2 separate regions of the Homo sapiens genome follow, and region 2 is linked to region 1. A link is a contact called in ENCODE Hi-C or POLR2A ChIA-PET data. All regions are on one chromosome and are shown on one strand. The core of a region is the stretch at or near the end of the contact, and the rest is flanking DNA. Distances in the headings are between cores, read along the strand shown.

Region 1 (3,797 bases), core at 614-3,113:
TTCTCGTTATTGGGCCTCAAGAAAATGCAGCCGGACCCGGCTTGGTTCCGGGAACAAAAATGCATATTTTAGGTAGGATGTAATTACAGGGATTGACAATCAAACACATACAACATACTGAAACCATGGACTATGTGTAGCATTAGACAGAAACAGGAAGCACCCAGGATAGGGAAATGGCTGCTTCCTGGAGTCTCTCCACTGCCACTCACCACTGCCACACTGGCTGCTCAGATATGTGGTTAAGAAGCCAAGGCTCACGTGCCCAAGAGTGTTCTGCCCAGGAGGGGAAAAATTCTTTTTCCTTCTACTCATTTTAGATTTACAGGCTGGGCCCTGTAAATTAGATTGACAAAAGACAGATTAACAAGATAAAAACGTTTTTATTTTATTTTATTTATTTTTTATTTTTTTATTTGTATTATTATTATTTTTTGAGACGGAGTTTCGCTCTTGTTGTCCAGGCTGGAGTGCAATGGTGCCATCTCAGCTCACCGCAACCTCCGCCTCTCAGGTTCAAGTGATTCTCCTGCCTCAGCCTCCCGAGTAGCTGGGACTACAGGCATGCGTCACCATGACCAGCTAATTTTGTATTTTTAGTAGAGATGGGGTTTCTCCATGTTGGTCAGGCTGGTCTCGAACTCCCAACCTCAGGTGATCCGCCCGCCTCGGCCTCCCAAAGTGTTGGCATTACAGGCGTGAGCCACCGTGCCCGGCCAAGAAAAAGTTTATTTTTATTTATTTATTTATTTATTTTTGAGACGGAGTCTTGCTCTGTCACCCAGGCTGGAGTGCAGTGCAGTGGCCCCATCTCAGCTCACTGCAAGCTCTGCCTTCTGGGTTCACACCATTCTCCTGCCTCAGCCTCCCAAGTAGCTGGGACTACAGGCGCCCGCCACCACGCCCAGCTAATTTTTTTCGTATTTTTAGTAGAGACGGGGTTTCACCTTGTTAGCCAGGATGGTCTCGATCTCCTGACCTCGTGATCCGCACGCCTTGGCCTCCCAAAGTGCTGGATTACAGGCGTGAGCCACCGCGCCTGGCCGAAAAAGTTTTTTAACATGTGCTGCCTGTATACACATGGGAGCATTCAGTGATGAGTAACTAAAAAGGGTGGCTAGAACTGGGGCTTGTCCAGCATCTTAACAAAATGATGAAGGGAAACAGTGACGGGTTAGTCAAAGCACATAAAATGGAGTCGGGAGGCCATTTCGGTTTGGACCTCAGGCCTGTCTTTTTAAAAAAAAAATTAAATTAATTATTTATTTATAGAGACAAGGTCCTACTACGTTGCCCAGGCTGGTTTAGAACTCCTGGGCTCAAGCAATCCCCCTACCTCTGCCTCCCAAAGTGCCAGGATTACAGGCATGAGTCACGGCGCCCAGCCACCCCACGCATGTCTTAAGCAGAGAACTTCCTGGCTAAACAACTGCCAAAACATCTGTGACTGCTTCCTGCTGAGCTGGGAAGTCCCCAGGAACAGGCCACCTTTTAAACAATTACAGCCTGTCTCCTGACTCCAAGACTGCTTTAGATACGATCACACTGATCATAATAGTTGAAAAACAACTTTTTTTTCCCTTCCCTTTCCTCCTTGCCTTTCCTCACCTCTTCCTTCCTCTCTTTCCCACCACCTCCCTTCCCTCTCCCCACGTTCTCACCCCCTCCCTACCTCATCTCCTATTGTCTTTCAGTATTGATGGAGCTGACATCTGACGGTGTGGGAGGCCTATGTGGATCCCAAGCCCTTGGTCCCTTGAAAAGTACAGCCTGAATCTTCATCCTGCCCCCCCACTGCAGCCCAGCCTGCAATGTCACTTATAAAGCAAACTCAACTTTGGTGTCTCCTCCTTCTCTTGTAGCTGTCACCACAGGTCTGGGTCCAACAGACCCTCTTGGCATCTGGTGGGCAGGGGAGGAGCCACTTGACTTCAAGAAGGTGTGTGAGCCACTGTCCACCTTCAGCATCCAGTCTCAGCCTGTGGAAGTCCTTAAGTTCTTTTTCTTTCCAGGCCCTGGGCTGAGGTGGTTAGTGAAGGAGAAACTGGAGAGACAGCAACTGCTTTGCTCTCGCCTCCCCTTCCCTTGCCAGGTCACACTGTGCTTTCACTCACCCAGTACCTGGTATTCTAGTGCCTGCCTTTCCAACCTCCCAGCTGACCCCAGGCCTGTTTATCTGCAGGATGAGAATGCTCCCATCTGCCCTGCATCTCCTGTGCTTCCTGGAAGATTTAGAGGAGCTTGGAAATGTTAGGTGCCGTGGACTTTTAAAGTTCCATTTTGCAAATGGGAAACCCACCTCCCCAAAGCCCCAGACCTAGCGAAAAACAACTTTTCTAGTCGCCCCTTTCCTGATTCATCCTTTTTTTCTTTTAAGGCCCGAGTCTCTTTTTTGATTTCTGGAGCACTTCTCAAGGTAACCTGGAAGTGTTTTCAGACTGCAGTCACTCACATTTGGCTCAGATAAATTATTTGACGTTTAAACCATGCCTCAGTTTTTTCTAGCTTCATAAGAAAGAACATTTGTAGAGAAATGATAATACAAAGGAAAACGACTTTAAGTTTCTAGGGTGATAAATTGTGGGAAAGTAAATATGTTTAAATGGGGGAACTAATAGATGGTAAGAGCTAGTTAATGAAGTTTGAAATGTAGATTCCTCTGGTGTCATCTCTGGGCTGATAAGAATCTACAGTTGTCTCCAGTGATTAACTTTGGTCCTTCCTGGTAGAAAGGGAAGGGCAGACACCTTTAAAAATTTTTGTCCTGGTGAACCAGGCGTGGTGGCTCACGCCTGTAATCCCAGCACTTTGGGAGGCCGAGGCGGGTGGATCACGAGGTCGGGAGATCGAGACCATCCTGGTTAACACAGTGAAACTCCCTCTCTACTAAAAATACAAAAAACAAAATTAGCTGGACATGGTGGCGGGCGCCTGTAGTCTCAGCTACGTGGGAGGCTGAGGCAGGAGAATGGCGTGAACCTGGGAGGTGGAGCTTGCAGTGAGCCGAGATTGCGCCCCTGCATTCCAGCCTGGGCGACAGAGCGAGACTCTGTCTCAAAAAAAAAAATTTGTGTCCTGGCTGGCGTGATGGCTCATGCCTGTAATCCTAGCACTTTGGGAGGCAGAGGTGGGAGGATTGCTTGAGCTCAGGAGGTTGAGGCTGCAGGGAGCCATGTTTACACCACTGCACTCCAGCCTGGTGACAGTGCGAGACCCTGTGTCAAAAAACAAACAAACAAACAAAAATTATGTCCTGCTTTTAGGCAAATATGGAGGGCAGGCAGAGAAGTTTTCTTGTATCTGCATCTGCTTCTGATACGGACAGGGGACAGGGAAAATACTGGTTAGAAGAGGGTGGATCCCTGGCAAAGACCTCACCTTCAAGCCTGAAGACCTGCGGCCCTAAATGAGGACAGGCATTCCTGTTTTCAAGACAAAGAGGTTGCCTTTTGTCCCTCCACACCCTCTATCCTGCCCCCACGTAAACCGCAAACCCCAAGCTCCACAGCAGAGCAGCAGGTGAGTAGAGGAGGATACCAGCAGATGGACGGTGGAACAGCACAGCAGGGAAAGAGAGAAGAGGAGAGACGTCTGGATGCCAAGAGGAGTTCAGCTGGGGGCGGTAGGAAAGGAGTCCAGCCGCTGGGCGGCCTGACTCCAGGGGAAGATCACCTTCCCATTCCATCCACCCACCGTCTGGCTCTCCATCCATCCCTCTGAAAGCCACCTCCACCACTCAATAAAACCTCGCATTCATCCTTTGAGTCCGTGTGTGACCTGATTTTTCCAGGACGCTG
Region 2 (3,797 bases), core at 603-3,102, 230 kb before region 1:
GCCTTCTTCTAGTACAAACTGATTCTTTCATAAAATATTTCATGCCCACTGTGTGCTAGCTTTTGTGTTAAAGACTTGGGATGCAAAGCTCATGGTGTAGCAAAGGCAAAACACAATTGCATTAAGGTTTGCTATGCAAGGTAAGTGCAATGACAGAAATATCCCTAGAAGGATTGTTTAAATCAAGCAGCAAAGTCAGTAAGAGGTACATTTCATTAAATTAAGTCCATCTCCTTTATCAAGAAGGTGATGGCTTACCACTTTCTGGTTTGCACTTCCCTATCTTGGCAAAGCAGTGTTGATAGGTATAGACAATATCAAAACATCTCTGAGAATGACAGTCATCATCCTGCTTCCTCACTTCACAAGGTTTAGCATCACTGCATTTAAACATGTCAGCCTAATCTAAGTTGGAAAATATAAACAAGTCCAGCTGTTGTTAAGACCAGACAGGTACATGGTAAGTAAAATAGGAACCAGAAATTTACAGCCTGACACACAAAAATTAGATTCCTAGTTGGGATTTTTAATCATAGGTAGTACATTTATTTTTTGGTAGACAGGCATCCAAATAAAAATAAGACATATCTAAAAGTATAAATGCTTACCATATTACACACTAAATTGGAAGGCAAGTTGATTCAGTATGTCATAAATCACATCTTTTAACTGTAACAGCATAAAATAAATAATAGATTTTTGATATTATATGCCAAACAATAATTAACATTTAAATGTCAATATGCACCTAAAAATAAGGACTTGACACACAGAAAAGGAGTGTATATTACATTTAAATTTGTAAGTGGTTATTTGCTACCCATAGTGCCTCAAGAATCAGATAAAAAAGACCGAGTTACTTAAACAATATGTATGTTCTTAAGAGTGACTGATAGGAAATCAAAGCACGTTCATTGTTTTCTCCCATACATCCGACAGGCTTTAAAAGAGGCCAAATACCAAAAAACTAAAGAGACATTATACATCACCCATTTTTGATATTCTGGTTTTATAAATATATCATTTCAACCAGAAGAGCCTCATTTGAAATGCAACACTACCCACGTATTTGATATACACCACTCTTTCAGACTATTTGTAGGTGAGTTCAATTTTTTCTAGTCAGGGTGACCTCATAAGACTTGGACATGGCCCAGCCTCGCTCCGAGGTGAAATCAAGGCAGTGGGATCACCCAGCAAAGTTGTTTTTCTTCTGCAGCCCAATGACAAGAATGACTAAAGCCAAGCAGAATGAAGATTGCCTAGCCTTTGTCAAATGGGATTGGTGAGGAGTTCCCTCTCTCACCAAGGAGTGGTTACATCCAGAGGAAAGCTGAGGTGCCACACAGTCTAAATCCTGAAATTGTGGGTCCTCAGGCACAAACCTCATCACTTTTGTGGACTACGAAATTGTCGCTGAAACCTGGGTTTGAGATAACAGCGGTTTTGAGAAGTTTGATTTATACATTCCAACCCACTTGAATGTCGTCTTAGAGTGCTGAGACTTGATGACTCTTACTAATCTCCCTCCCCCGCAGGCCAAACAGCCATTGCCTCCCAAATTCCAGCTTATATATTCATTTCTTAGGCAATTTTTCTCTTGGGGGAGGAAACAATGGACTCTTTCAATCTTCTCTTACCAACAAAGGGCCCTAGAAGAAAAAACAGTCCTTTCAATCACCTCCTTTATGACTTCTTGATCATGATGAGTGGGCCTTGCGGGTGGGGGGAGTGAGGGCCAGGAAAGGGAGAGGTGACAGGCAACTCACCTCTTTGAGCTGCTCCAGCTCCTGTTTGAGGCTGTCGTACTCAGCCTCCAGTTCATCATACTGCTGTTTGAGGGTCAGCTTCTCCTCCAGCACCACCAGCCCGTACTCGGCAGCCTGGATCTTCTCGTGGGTGGTCTCCGTGAGCTCCTTGGTTAGCCTCTCTATCTCAGTCTTATAATGGTCCACCGTCTGCAATACCTCTTCTGCGGCCATAGCCCCGGTGGATGGAGGCAGGAGGGGGTTACGGGGTGGGGGAGATGGATGCGAAGCTGGCGGGGAAAGGGAGAAGGAAATGGGAAGGGATGGGTGGAAACGGAAAAGAAAGTGCGGCCGGATGAATGAGCAGCGCGATGCCCCGCCGGCTCTGGTGGCAGCGGCAGCTACACCGCCCGAGAAACTGACGAGAAATGCAACATGGAGAACAGGGCAGAGGGTCAGGGGCGAGGCGGCAAAGGCCGCCGCATGTGTCCTCGGGGCCGGCCCCTGCGTGCGGTCAGCAGCCGTGCGGCATGGCCCGGGCTGCGGCGGCCGCGGGTAGCGAGGGGCTCCGGATTCTGCTTATTCAGAGACGCCCGTCCGCCATGTCTCCCGGGCCGCGTCACTGCAGTCTCGCCCTGGGTCTGGCGCGCTCCGGCTCGCGGCTCGCTCTCTCGCTCCACCTGCTCCCTCTGGCCCTGCAGCAGCCGGTGCGGAATGATGCAGTCTCGGGGCCGGCTCCCTCCCTTCCCGCGTGGCGGCGGCTCCGAGCAGGGGGCGGGGAGCGGATGGAGTCAGCGCGGGGGGCGGAGGGAAGGACCAGACGGAAACATCCCGAGGCGCCTCCCGCCGGGCGCGCGGGCCGCCGCCCGCTGCACCGTGAGGCGCGCCAGGAGGAGGCGCAGGCGACGGGTCTGGGACTGGGAAGCGGTGGGGCGCGCGCGGCGGGGGAGCCTCCGCCCTGTCCGGCTCGCGGGGGCGGGAGCTCCTCCCAGGGCTTTGTCCCGGTGGCAGTAGAAGACCCCGAGAGCGGCGTGGGCGCCCGGGCTCTTTTGCTACGTCGAGGGCCGAAGCTCAGGAAACTGCCTGGAACGCTTTCTCCCGAGAAAAGCAAACAAAACTATCGCGGTCGCGGTCCGCGCATCCTCCTCGTCCCCTGGGCGCGCAGAAGGCTTTTTGGGCCACCTGCCCCCAAAAGACCGCTGGGTTTCCCAAAGCTTTCAAGACGCACCCCAAGGCGCCCTCCTCCGTCGTCCCCCTCTCTCCCTGCCTCTCCCAAGTCTGGCCTGGGCCACCTAACACTCTCACCAGATAACCTTACTATCCTCACAGGACAGTCCGCTAAATATTGCTCGCCCTCACCCAGCGTATCACAAGAGCGCTATCCACTCAGAAAAAAAATATCTCCACAATACATGCACCCAGGAAACCTCTAGCTAGGTACTGTATATCTTGCCCCAATAGTTTCCATCAAAGCACCTTACTCTGTGTCTTCAATAAAGGAAAACTGCTTGAAATTCCCTATATAAGATACCAACGATGCCCTGTAATAAGCATTTTTTAAACAATAAGAGCTAAGAGTTCTTGAGACCCATACCAAGCATTCTTCTAAGTATGTAACATGCGTTCTCTCCAATCCTAACAATGCTTTGAGGTAAGAGCCATTATCCTCAGTTTACAGGGGGTGAAAGGCAAAGGGAGATGTGATTTGTCCAAAGTCAGGCAACTCTGGAATCTTAACTCGGGAGCACTAAACGGGATCATTATGTTGGCTTCAGGTTCACTCATTACTCATACAAACCCAGCAACTACATATTACATGCTTTTAAGATAATCACATTAATCCATATGAAGAGTGATGATGAACGGTTACAAAAGGAGGTGAAAGCAAAGTAAGAGTGGAGTAAATGAAAGAGTGGAGAAGGGTCGAGAATCAAGAGGAAGAACGCAACATGAGAGAAAAGAAGCAATTTCTGTGTAACGGGAGGCTGTGAGACCCACAGATCAGTGGGTCTTTCCAGTTCCCTCTCTTCTTCTGCATGGCACCTATTC

The links. A loop is a pair of places that touch in the nucleus more often than their neighbours do. ChIA-PET counts read pairs that join two places held with the same protein, here RNA polymerase II (POLR2A). Pooled maps may share reads with other maps.
Region 2: a pooled map shows a loop between it and region 1 (13-fold over the local background). The contact joins the promoter of BICD1-AS1 here to the enhancer-like site in region 1. A Hi-C loop is called at or near these places in 6 of 50 pooled maps. POLR2A ChIA-PET finds 5 or more read pairs at or near these places in 3 of 52 experiments (H1, T-cell and activated CD4-positive, alpha-beta T cell).

Annotation. Positions count from the first base shown.
Region 1 is chr12:31,873,162-31,876,958 of GRCh38, reverse strand. No RefSeq gene overlaps it. Among named protein-coding and RNA genes, the nearest start is that of LINC02422, 12 kb to the left of the region's middle. RefSeq lists an enhancer at 1,250-1,544. Within about 2 kb of position 1,863, at least 22 of the 41 ENCODE cell types and tissues checked have a DNase peak (open chromatin) inside an H3K27ac peak, as active enhancers do.
Region 2 is chr12:32,105,517-32,109,313 of GRCh38, reverse strand. It overlaps BICD1-AS1 (BICD1 antisense RNA 1), which reads left to right and starts at 1,852. Exons shown (of 3, transcript NR_185992.1): 1 at 1,852-1,920. BICD1 (BICD cargo adaptor 1) reads right to left here and starts at 2,467. Exons shown (of 10, transcript NM_001714.4): 1 at 1,770-2,467. The coding sequence starts at 1,982. RefSeq lists enhancers at 860-1,497, 2,025-2,104 and a silencer at 2,465-2,944.